3 separate regions of the Homo sapiens genome follow, and regions 1 and 3 are each linked to region 2. Evidence: chromatin contacts called from ENCODE Hi-C or POLR2A ChIA-PET data. All regions are on one chromosome and are shown on one strand. Each heading gives the region's core, a stretch centred on a gene start or an enhancer-like site at or near the end of the contact. The rest is flanking DNA. Distances are from core to core; before and after follow the strand shown. Region 1 overlaps TEAD1 (TEA domain transcription factor 1). Region 2 overlaps PARVA (parvin alpha). Region 3 overlaps TEAD1 (TEA domain transcription factor 1).

Evidence for each region. A loop is a pair of places that touch in the nucleus more often than their neighbours do. ChIA-PET counts read pairs that join two places held with the same protein, here RNA polymerase II (POLR2A). Pooled maps may share reads with other maps.
Region 1: a loop to region 2 is called in a pooled map, with 2.7 times the contacts of the local background. The contact joins two enhancer-like sites. A Hi-C loop is called at or near these places in 2 of 168 maps with a recorded cell type or tissue (IMR-90 and PC-3) and 3 of 50 pooled maps. POLR2A ChIA-PET finds 5 or more read pairs at or near these places in 3 of 52 experiments (BJ, PC-9 and activated CD4-positive, alpha-beta T cell).
Region 3: a pooled map shows a loop between it and region 2 (2.2-fold over the local background). The contact joins two enhancer-like sites. A Hi-C loop is called at or near these places in 1 of 50 pooled maps. POLR2A ChIA-PET finds 5 or more read pairs at or near these places in 2 of 52 experiments (PC-9 and WTC11).

What each region holds. Positions count from the first base shown.
Region 1 is chr11:12,913,121-12,916,061 of GRCh38, reverse strand. The region is part of intron 10 of TEAD1 (TEA domain transcription factor 1); the gene reads right to left. Among named protein-coding and RNA genes, the nearest start is that of TEAD1-AS1, 8.3 kb to the left of the region's middle. RefSeq lists enhancers at 403-1,266, 1,267-2,131. Within about 2 kb of position 1,266, at least 10 of the 41 ENCODE cell types and tissues checked have a DNase peak (open chromatin) inside an H3K27ac peak, as active enhancers do.
Region 2 is chr11:12,410,757-12,413,770 of GRCh38, reverse strand. All of the region lies in intron 1 of PARVA (parvin alpha), which reads right to left. Among named protein-coding and RNA genes, the nearest start is that of PARVA, 35 kb to the right of the region's middle. Within about 2 kb of position 1,355, at least 24 of the 41 ENCODE cell types and tissues checked have a DNase peak (open chromatin) inside an H3K27ac peak, as active enhancers do; they include PC-9, where a contact is called at or near this core.
Region 3 is chr11:12,722,602-12,725,872 of GRCh38, reverse strand. All of the region lies in intron 2 of TEAD1 (TEA domain transcription factor 1), which reads right to left. Among named protein-coding and RNA genes, the nearest start is that of TEAD1, 50 kb to the right of the region's middle. RefSeq lists a silencer at 1-211. Within about 2 kb of position 1,357, at least 22 of the 41 ENCODE cell types and tissues checked have a DNase peak (open chromatin) inside an H3K27ac peak, as active enhancers do; they include PC-9, where a contact is called at or near this core.

The sequences.
Region 1 (2,941 bases), core at 17-2,516, 500 kb before region 2:
AGCCGGTTTCAATGATGGGCAGAGGAAGCGGACAGCAACAGAAAACAAAAATACACCCCATCAAAAGTTTCCAAATTCTTTCCCAAATCATCCTTCTCTTATACTCATTACTTCCACAACTGAAACAGTTTAGTCCCCAGATAAGAGTCTGGATTCGTTTCTCCTCTATTACCTCTTACTCAGTAAGCCCATTTATTCATGGATCTGTTCTTTTTTCTGAGACAGAGTCTCACTCTGCTGCCCAGGCTGGAGTGCAGTGGCACAATGTTGGCTCACTGCAACCTCGACCTTCTGGGTTCAAGAGATTCTACTGCCTCAGCCTCCCAAGTAGCTGGGATTACAGATGTGCGCCACCACACTAATTTTTGTATTTTTTAGTAGAGATGGGGTTTCACTATGTTGGCCAGGTTGGTCTTGAACTCCTGACATCAAGTGATCCACCTGCCTCGGCCTCCCAAAGTGCTGGGATTATACGCGTGGGCCACCATGCCCAGCCATCCTGGATCTGTTTGGTTTAAATTTCATGTTTTTGCCTTTTGGCAGTAAATATGAAAAATGCAACACTCTCCAAAGACTGACCCTTCCCATTTCAAGGGTAAGGAAGAATGAAGCCTCACCCAAGTATGTGGGATCTGAAGTCCTTGGAGGCGGGTGCTAGGCCAGGGGACAGAGTGGATCATCCCTGCAAAACCTCCGTCCTCTGGAGACCTGGCTGTGGGGGCAGAAGGATCAGGAAGTGAAGGCTACTCCTGCCCAGTGAAGAATGGGAGTGAGCAGCTCACGCGGTGGCAGCATTTGGCGGATGACAACAACTTTGTTACAAGCTTTATTGGGGAAAAGCCTGCTGGAACAAAGGCAAGCAGATAACCTCTAAGGCGCGAGGCAGGGGGACAGCAGGGGCACAGGGTCAGGAGCAGGCTGTGGACCTTCCCTTCCTATCCAGAGGGCTTGGAAGAGCTGGGGAGAATGACCTGGTTGCAAAAATGAAAACATCAAGAGGACTGTCCCCAACCAGAGACAGTCTAATAGGCACTGATGGCTGCAACGAGACGCTGGCATTTTAAAACACTACTTTGAACCTCTCTTCTTCATCCTCTCCGAGCAATGATCAAAGAACCAAGATTTCAAATTGTGAAGCAATTTTTTCCAATGGTAGCATCTGGCTCCTTGGCAGGCGGTGCTGGGAGCTGGGCCCTGTGGCGGGCAGCCGTCCAGGCCTGCCACATGGTAAGGCTCGGCCAGGCAGGGCACGCAGTGCGGCATTGCAGCTGCTCCCACAGGCACCAAAGGACAATCGCTCTGCACTGGGCCTGGGGCTGTGGGGCAACAGTGCCCCTAGAGGCAGCACTGCCATGGGCAGAGAGAAGGGGGAGGTCTGGAGAAAGCTGGCTGCTCTAAAAGGCTCCTCGCCCTCTCATTTGCAGGCAAGTGCCTTCTGGCTAAGACCCTTGAAGCCAGTCCCATTGACATTCAGAGGCTTGGGGTGGGTGGGGAAGCTGGGCCAACCGTGAGACAGCTCCCCAGCAAGGAAGCCAGCATGTAGGGGGAGTGAACGAGCTGCCCTCAGAAAAGAGTCTTTGAGTGTGTTCACTTCGGCCCTTATGCCCTGCCCAACCCAATGATGAGACAGCAGCTGTAGCCTGCCTGCCACAGCTGTTTTAAATAAGAATAATAGGAATAAACTCAGCCGTGGCTCTTCAAGTTACTTCCCGCTAATTATGGCATATATTTACATCTACAAAATAGAAGATTTTTAAAAACACCACCAAGGGCCCCTTTATTGTGCAGATTGGCACCCCTATTTGAATTTCATAAACATTTGGCACTTCAAAGAATCTTAAAAGCTTGCTCTAATTATGCTATGCACTGGTTGAAAGGCTGCCCGTCTGCACTGCAAATTCCTACAAATACCAGCATTTAGTTTTTCAAAAATTCAATTAATATCACCCACACAACTTCAGGTGACCACTAGTGGCAACTTCACATAGTGGCTAGGATGAAAGAGTCAGGTCTCAGCTCCAACTACAAAGCAGCTACACGGGCCAGTTCTTTCCAATAGAGGCAAGTAATGAATTCTGGGTGCCCAGCTGAGCTGGCCCCAAACCTTTCTCATTCATCAGGTGTGTGAACACTGGCCCAGACACCACCTTTCCCAGGAAACAGGACCTTTTTATGGTTTCAAGGTTTTGTGCATGAAAAGTTTTTCATAGAACAACAATAACAACCCCAAGCCAATGATACGTAAGTGAACTAACAAGTGCAGAGCTGCCAGATAAAACGGGGAACCCAGTTAACTCACATCTCAAATGAACAGCAAATACTTTTTCAGTACATATGAACATATATACCAAATACTGTATAGGACATGTACACCAAAAAAGTATTCACTGTTTATTTGAAATGCAAATTTAACTGGGCAACCTGATAAATCTGACAACTCTACTTATCAAGAAACCTTTACCACAGAGAATAAAAACTGAGACTTACCCTCAAATTCTCATTGCTGTAAAAGGCATCATATGTCCAAGACACTTTAGGTAGGGAAAATGAAGTTGCAGGAAACACTTGGAGCATAATCCCTTTTTAGTAAAAACAAGTGATGTATATGTATACGTATAATGGTTGTAGATACATACGTATAAGTCTAAAAGGATACATTCCAAATTTTGGGATCTGGCTGACCACAGGCATGTATGTGTGCAAGGAGGATCTCACTTTTTATTCTATATTCTTTTCAACTGCTCAAACTATTCATAACAAACCTGCATCACTTTTTTAATTTAAAAAGTAAATTAACATGGGGTGGACTGGGGGGTAGGAGGTACCGTGGATCTTTACCTGCACATGGAGAGGGGGTCTCTCACACCACCAAGGGCCTAGGTTCAGTTTTAAGCAACTGACTGAGATCCCTGAAGTGTCCAGTTAATCCAACTACGCCTTG
Region 2 (3,014 bases), core at 106-2,605:
CCCCACCTTGGGAAATAGAGGCAAGAGAGCCTTCAGGACAAGGAGCCGCCTGTGCCAGCTCCCTGGAGCCTACGGGGCACCTCACCTGACTACTGAGGTTAAAGCAGAGGAGAGGTGCACGTAAGATCATGTGCAGCTGGGTCAAAACCCTTGGAAGGAGGAGTCTGCTTCTTAAAAATGTGTGAGTGTACAGGTTCCATCATAACACTGCTTTTAAAGTAAACTACAAGAATCTTTTGAATACAAACCATATCGCATTCTAGCAGACATCCCTCTGTATTTTCATTTGCCTACATGAATGCTAGGAAGCCCATGGCCCAAAACAGTAAGATATTCTCATCCTTTTGTCATTATTATTAATGATGGATGTACTTGTAATGCCTATACATTTCTGCCTCGTGTGATAATCCCTTCCCTTCCCCTGGAGCACAGTCATGTTTTAAGATTGGCAACTATTTTATATCCTTTTGAGGCATGTTTGGGTGATTGGAAAGGGTTCAGATCTTGAAGCTGGACAGAATCTGATTTCTAGCCTTAACAAATCATGCAATGTTCCCGGGCCTCAATTTCCTCATCTATGAAATGGAGATAATATCTTTGTGGCAGAATGGGCAGAGATTATCCTGGCCTAATTCCCCTTGTATGCCCAAAGACAAATGCCTGGCACAGGCAGACGCCTGCATCCCAATGCCTGGCACAGAGTTGGCACCCAATGCACAAGAGCTATTGTTATTATTACTCTTAATAACACAACAAAAAAACAAAACAGTGGATGTTACTGACCAGAGCAATTTCTAATTCCAGCTTCATTATTTCAGATTAACTCAGCTGTTTTCCCCTCTTCTTATAGAATTCAAAAGAAAAGCCCTGAGATTTTGGCTCCAACTTCTCAGTGATACTTTTGGCCTTAGGAATATCTATTAAGAGTTTGCGATCCAAGGAGAACTATTAACACTGGCGTGGAAAGGGAAATTAGGAAGTCTGAATGAAGTAAAGGTCTGCTTGCGCATATAACAAGACCATTTTTCCTGCAAATATTATTTTCTTGGCTCTCAGGATCTTTTGTCCCTTTCTCTGTAGGCTGGGACCTCTGGGGCAAAGGACAGTGAGGGGCCCACACATGTTTAAAGAACAGGCTGGTACATCCTGTCCTTGCTACAGAGCCTGGCACATCAGTAGCAAAACAGACCTCTCTTTTGACACACTTTCTTTGAGGATTCTGCCAGACCCAGGCTTGCTGCTGAAGCCACCACTGAGCCTTCCTCTCGGCCTGGGCTGGTGAACTGCATCCCGGAGCCCCCTGGTGGTCCTTTCCATACTCACACCTCATTCCCACACCCTCTGGGGCAGGGAGAAAACGGCCTTAAAAGACCCACCCAAGGGTTAATCTCTGGTATCCATCATCCACTGGGGCACCCCATTTTCTTAGGATGAAGGCAACATGCTCTGTGTTAAAGATGGTATAGAAATGGCACCTTTCTCTAACATCAAGAGTCATTCATTAAGCATCTCTTAAGCACCTACTGTGTGCCAGGCTCACGCTGGACATGAGGAATAGAGGATTATGACTCAGCTCCTGCTCTTAAGAAGCTTCCAGTGTACAGGAAGAGGCAGACATGAGAGCTGAGAAAGACAATAGAGAGATGTGCCCAGGGAACCCTAGGGACAGTGTCAGTCTCTGTAAGGAAAGTGGGAATTGCATCAGGGAGGAAGGATAAGTTAAACTGGATCTTAGAGTCTTTGCATAGAGATTAGAAAGAAACTAGGCAGGCAGAGAAAGGAGGGAAGGCATTCCTGGGGGATGAGTCGATATGCCTCAATGCCCGGACCTATTAGGGGAATGCTGAGAAGCTGGGGGTGCCTGCAGCAGGAAGGAGTGATAAAGCAGGCTGGTGATGTGGGCAGGGCTTGGAGTGAGAAGACCTCGTAGGTCACACCAGGGAGTGTAGACTTGATCTTCTCCAGTGATTTTTCAAACCATGTTTTTAGACTCCCCATAAACATCTGATTCTAATTTCATGGATGCTGAGACCAAGGGAAAACTGGAGTGGTCATCCATAATCTGCTAACTTTACATTTCTGTGTTCAATTCCGTCTAACCATGAGAAGAATATCAGATAAATTCTAGTAGAGGGGCATCCTACAAAACACCTGACCAGTACTCCTAAAAAGTGCCGAGGCCATCAAAAACAAGGAAAGTAAAAAAGCTATTATAGCCAAGAGGAACCTAGGGAGGCGTGACAACCTAATGTACTATGGTACCTTCCCTGGTGGAACCCTGGAACAGAAAAAGAAATCTATTAGGGAAAAACTAAGGAGTTTTGAATAAAGTATGAACTTTAGTTGATGATTATGTATTAACATTGGTTCATTAATTATAATAAATGTACCATACCAATGTACAATGTTGGCAATAGGGGAACTGGGTACAGGGCCTATGGGAACTCTCTGCACTATCCCACAATTTCTTGTAAATCTAAAACTGTTCTATTAGGTTGGTGCAAAGGTAATTGTGGTTTTTACCATTAAGATGGCAAAGATCGCAATTACCTTTGCAGCAACCTAATAAAAAGTGAAATCTGTTTTTAAAAATCCTTTGTTCATCCAAACAGCCAAATTATTGTCACTGATAAGCTTTATAACTGTTATAAGTTAGAACTTAGAAAATTAACTTGTGCTCTAGTAACATTAGCTAACATTTATTTGGTAGCTATACCAGGCCAGGTACTCTGCTAAGTACCATACTTGATCTCCACAACAGCCTCATGAACTAGGGATCGTCAGTATCACACCCCCATTTTACAGCTGAGAAAAGTGAGGTACGGCGAGGTTAGACAGCTTGCCTGAGGTTATACAGGTAAGTGGCAGAGCCTGCATTTGGACCCAGGTCTGTCTGATGCCAGAGTCCAGATGCTTAATGATGAACATTCCATGCGATACTTTATTGAAAAAGAAGGGTCCACATAACTTTCATTTATTTCTTTCTTTTTAACACTGAAAGCCATAGCTATAGA
Region 3 (3,271 bases), core at 108-2,607, 310 kb before region 2:
GCACAGTGATTTGTGTTGCTTACACCCGGGTGACAGGACTGACTGGGACATATGCACTTAGCCTTCCTGTACAACCAGCTCGACCAGGCATCTGACACAGGAAGGAAAACTTCTTAGACCACAATCTTCAGGGTTTCTTTCTCAGACCACTGCAAACATTTTGCTTTTAAGTCTCCAGAAAGCATCCTGTGAATTTCCTGTTATTCTACTGAACTACAGAAATCTGTATATTCACTCACATATTTTTTAATTTTTTTTTTAACTGATACGTAATACTTTACGTATTTATGAGGTGCATGTGATATTTTGTTACATGCATGGAATATGTAATGATCAAGTCAGGGAATTTAAGGTATCCATCACACTGAGCATTTATCATTATTATGTGTTGGGAACAATTCAAGTCCTTTCTTTTAGTTACTTTGAAATACACAATACGTTGTTGTTAACCATAGTCACTCTAGTCCGCTGTCAAACTCTCACATGACTCTTGAAGAGAATTTATATATTTCTTATGCAGAAAAAGTTTCATTTTGTCCTTAATGAATGAATGTTATAAAGAAATTGTAAGGTCAGGTTTTAGACTCTAAAGTCCAAGGTTTTGTCCCCACTACCTTTCCACCGGCTAGCTGCTTGATCATGGACATTCCATTTAACCTCTGTGCACCTCGATTTCCTCATCCATAAAGTGGGGTAACAATATATCCAATTCAGAGTTGTTTTAATGCCAGAAAGCCTTACACACTGTAAAGGGCCAAACCAACTTTAGTTACTGTGTAAACTATTTCTTCTGAGGCATATCAACAGAGTGACAACACAGCCACCACCAAGCCCAGGCCTGGGGAACTCAAGCAAAGGCCAGAGGAATCCCATGTGTACTCCCAGGCTAAAATCAACCAGGCCCCAGAATCCACAGCCTCATAAAGCAAAGCCCCAGGGCACTGCCCAGGATCAAGGTTAGGGAGCAGCCCCGGAAGCACAGGCCTCGCCAGGTGAACCAGGCACCTGGCCTGGCAGGTGGGGAAGGCTGCCTACTGGAGCACAAAAGACCAGTACAAAGGAGCCAGCCTTCCAAGGAAAGGAGGGGCGAGGAGGAGAGGGCAGGGAGAGGATGGGAATTCCCATCCCAGAGTAGGGCCCCCACTGAGCAGGAGGTTCTGCCCTCAAGACAGGCCAGGGAGCCGGAGAAACAGCCTCACTGGCCTGTTCTTTCCCCTGCAGTGTTTCAAAGGCACCTGAACTTTCCCAAAGGGGTTCTGTCCATTTCAAACAGGAACTAGGCTTGCGTGTGCACGCGCATTTTATGATTTCAGAAGAAAGCACTCGCATTCAGAGGATGAGTCATCAGCACTCCTTGTCAATTTGCCAGCGGCCTGCCCCTCTTCATTACAAACATAAAGATAAAAGCTCTTGCACTACATTAGCTGGCATACGCCTCCACAGACAGTACAAATAAATTAATTGTGCCTCATCTCAAACAGCCCGAGAGGTGTGCGGGAAGGGAAAATGTGATCCATCTTGTTTCATTAACAAATTAAATTGAAATCGAGCCTCGATCATTCTACTTTATGTACATAGACCCAGTTATTCTGCCAATATCGGATTCTCCTACTATGCGCATAGTGGGGCAGCATTACGGAGAGCCCACGAGCTCAATAAACTACGTGCACACCCAAGAGAGTGTGTGTCTTTCTCAGTGTTTGTTGCGGAGGGGACAGTGTGGCCTCAGGGGCCACTGGAAGGCTAGACTTGGGCTTGGCATCACCATGAAGGAGCCTGGGGAATAAGAATCATCTATCAAATGCTGAGCACCACTGCAAAGGGGAATGTGTTTCAATCATTTACCCCAGGCAAATAAACAAACCAGTTCAGTGGCCATGGTATGTATAGGAGAGTAAAAGAGTTTGTCATCAAGCGAACTCTGTCATACTGAGGATGGCGAGCATTCCAGAAAGAACAAACTTATTCAAGACCAACTTGAAAAACAAGTTGGGCTCCCTTGCACCACAAGCCAAGATTACACCCTCAAACACACCTTTCTAAGATTTCGTGGGAGACGTTTGCTTTTGCAAAGCAGTTACAGGCAATGTGTTACAATACTGTGATTTTCTTTATCCTCACTCTGTACTACATAATTTAGGCAACCTACATTTTATAAGTTGAAGGAGCATGACTAAAAGCTGATCCTTTTATGTTTTATCTCCAAAAAGACAACAACAGGGCTTACAGGGGAGGAGGGAAACAGGAAATGGGGGGATGGTAGAGGGAAAGAACAAAGGAGAATCTAAGGAGAAGAGGAAAAGCCCCGCTACTCTCCAAATACCGCCCTATTAACTTATGACCTATAAGGAAGTTAAAATCACGAACAGTTAATCCAACCACAAAATATGTCCAAAGTATTTATTTTACAGATGAATTCTGGGTTTGGTTTTTGTTAGTTTGGTTTGTTTTTTCGCTGTAAAATTCAAGAGTCTGAAAAGCTCTACACAGAAAATCTGACCTCAACCACAGCTAGGTCCTGACTGTAAGAAAACAAAAATACTAAGTAAAATCTCAAAACATAGTAAGTAAAGCCATACTCAACCTTGTCATAATCCAAGAAATATCAATTAAACGATGTGCACCATTGAGCCAAACTTTTGTAAAAATTATACTATCTAGTGCAAGCCAAGATGCTGAAATTGGTACCTTCACGCACTGCTGGTGGCATCATAAACTGGTACAACCCTTTTGGAAAGCAATTTAGCAATATCCATTGAGAGCCAAAAAAATAATTGTGCCCTTTAACCCAGAAATCCTGCTCCTGGGAATTCACCCTAAGGAAAAAATCCACAATAAGCACAAGGCCATATCCCAAAGTATTACTTATAATAGCACAGAACTACAGAAAAAAAAAAATCTAGATGTCCAACAGTAGATGAATGGTTAAGTAAATTCAGCCTGTGGGATGATAGATTGTAAGATCATTAAAAATCATCTTGAAGACTACATAACCATTTGGAAAGCATTTACTTAAGGTTTACTGAAAAGAGCAGAATACAAAATTGAGCCTACATATGATTACAGATACAGAGAAACATGCCTGCATACAGACAAGGGCTAAAAGTTAAAATGAAAACAGTTGTGTTAGGGTACTGAGCTAGTTCTGGATGAATTTTTTCCCTCTTTTGTTTGACTGTCTTTTTTGCGGTTATAGTGTATTTTTGTGAAAAAAAAAAAAAAAGAAAGAGAGAGAAATCACAGGGTATATATGCAGCGACTCAACTCACAT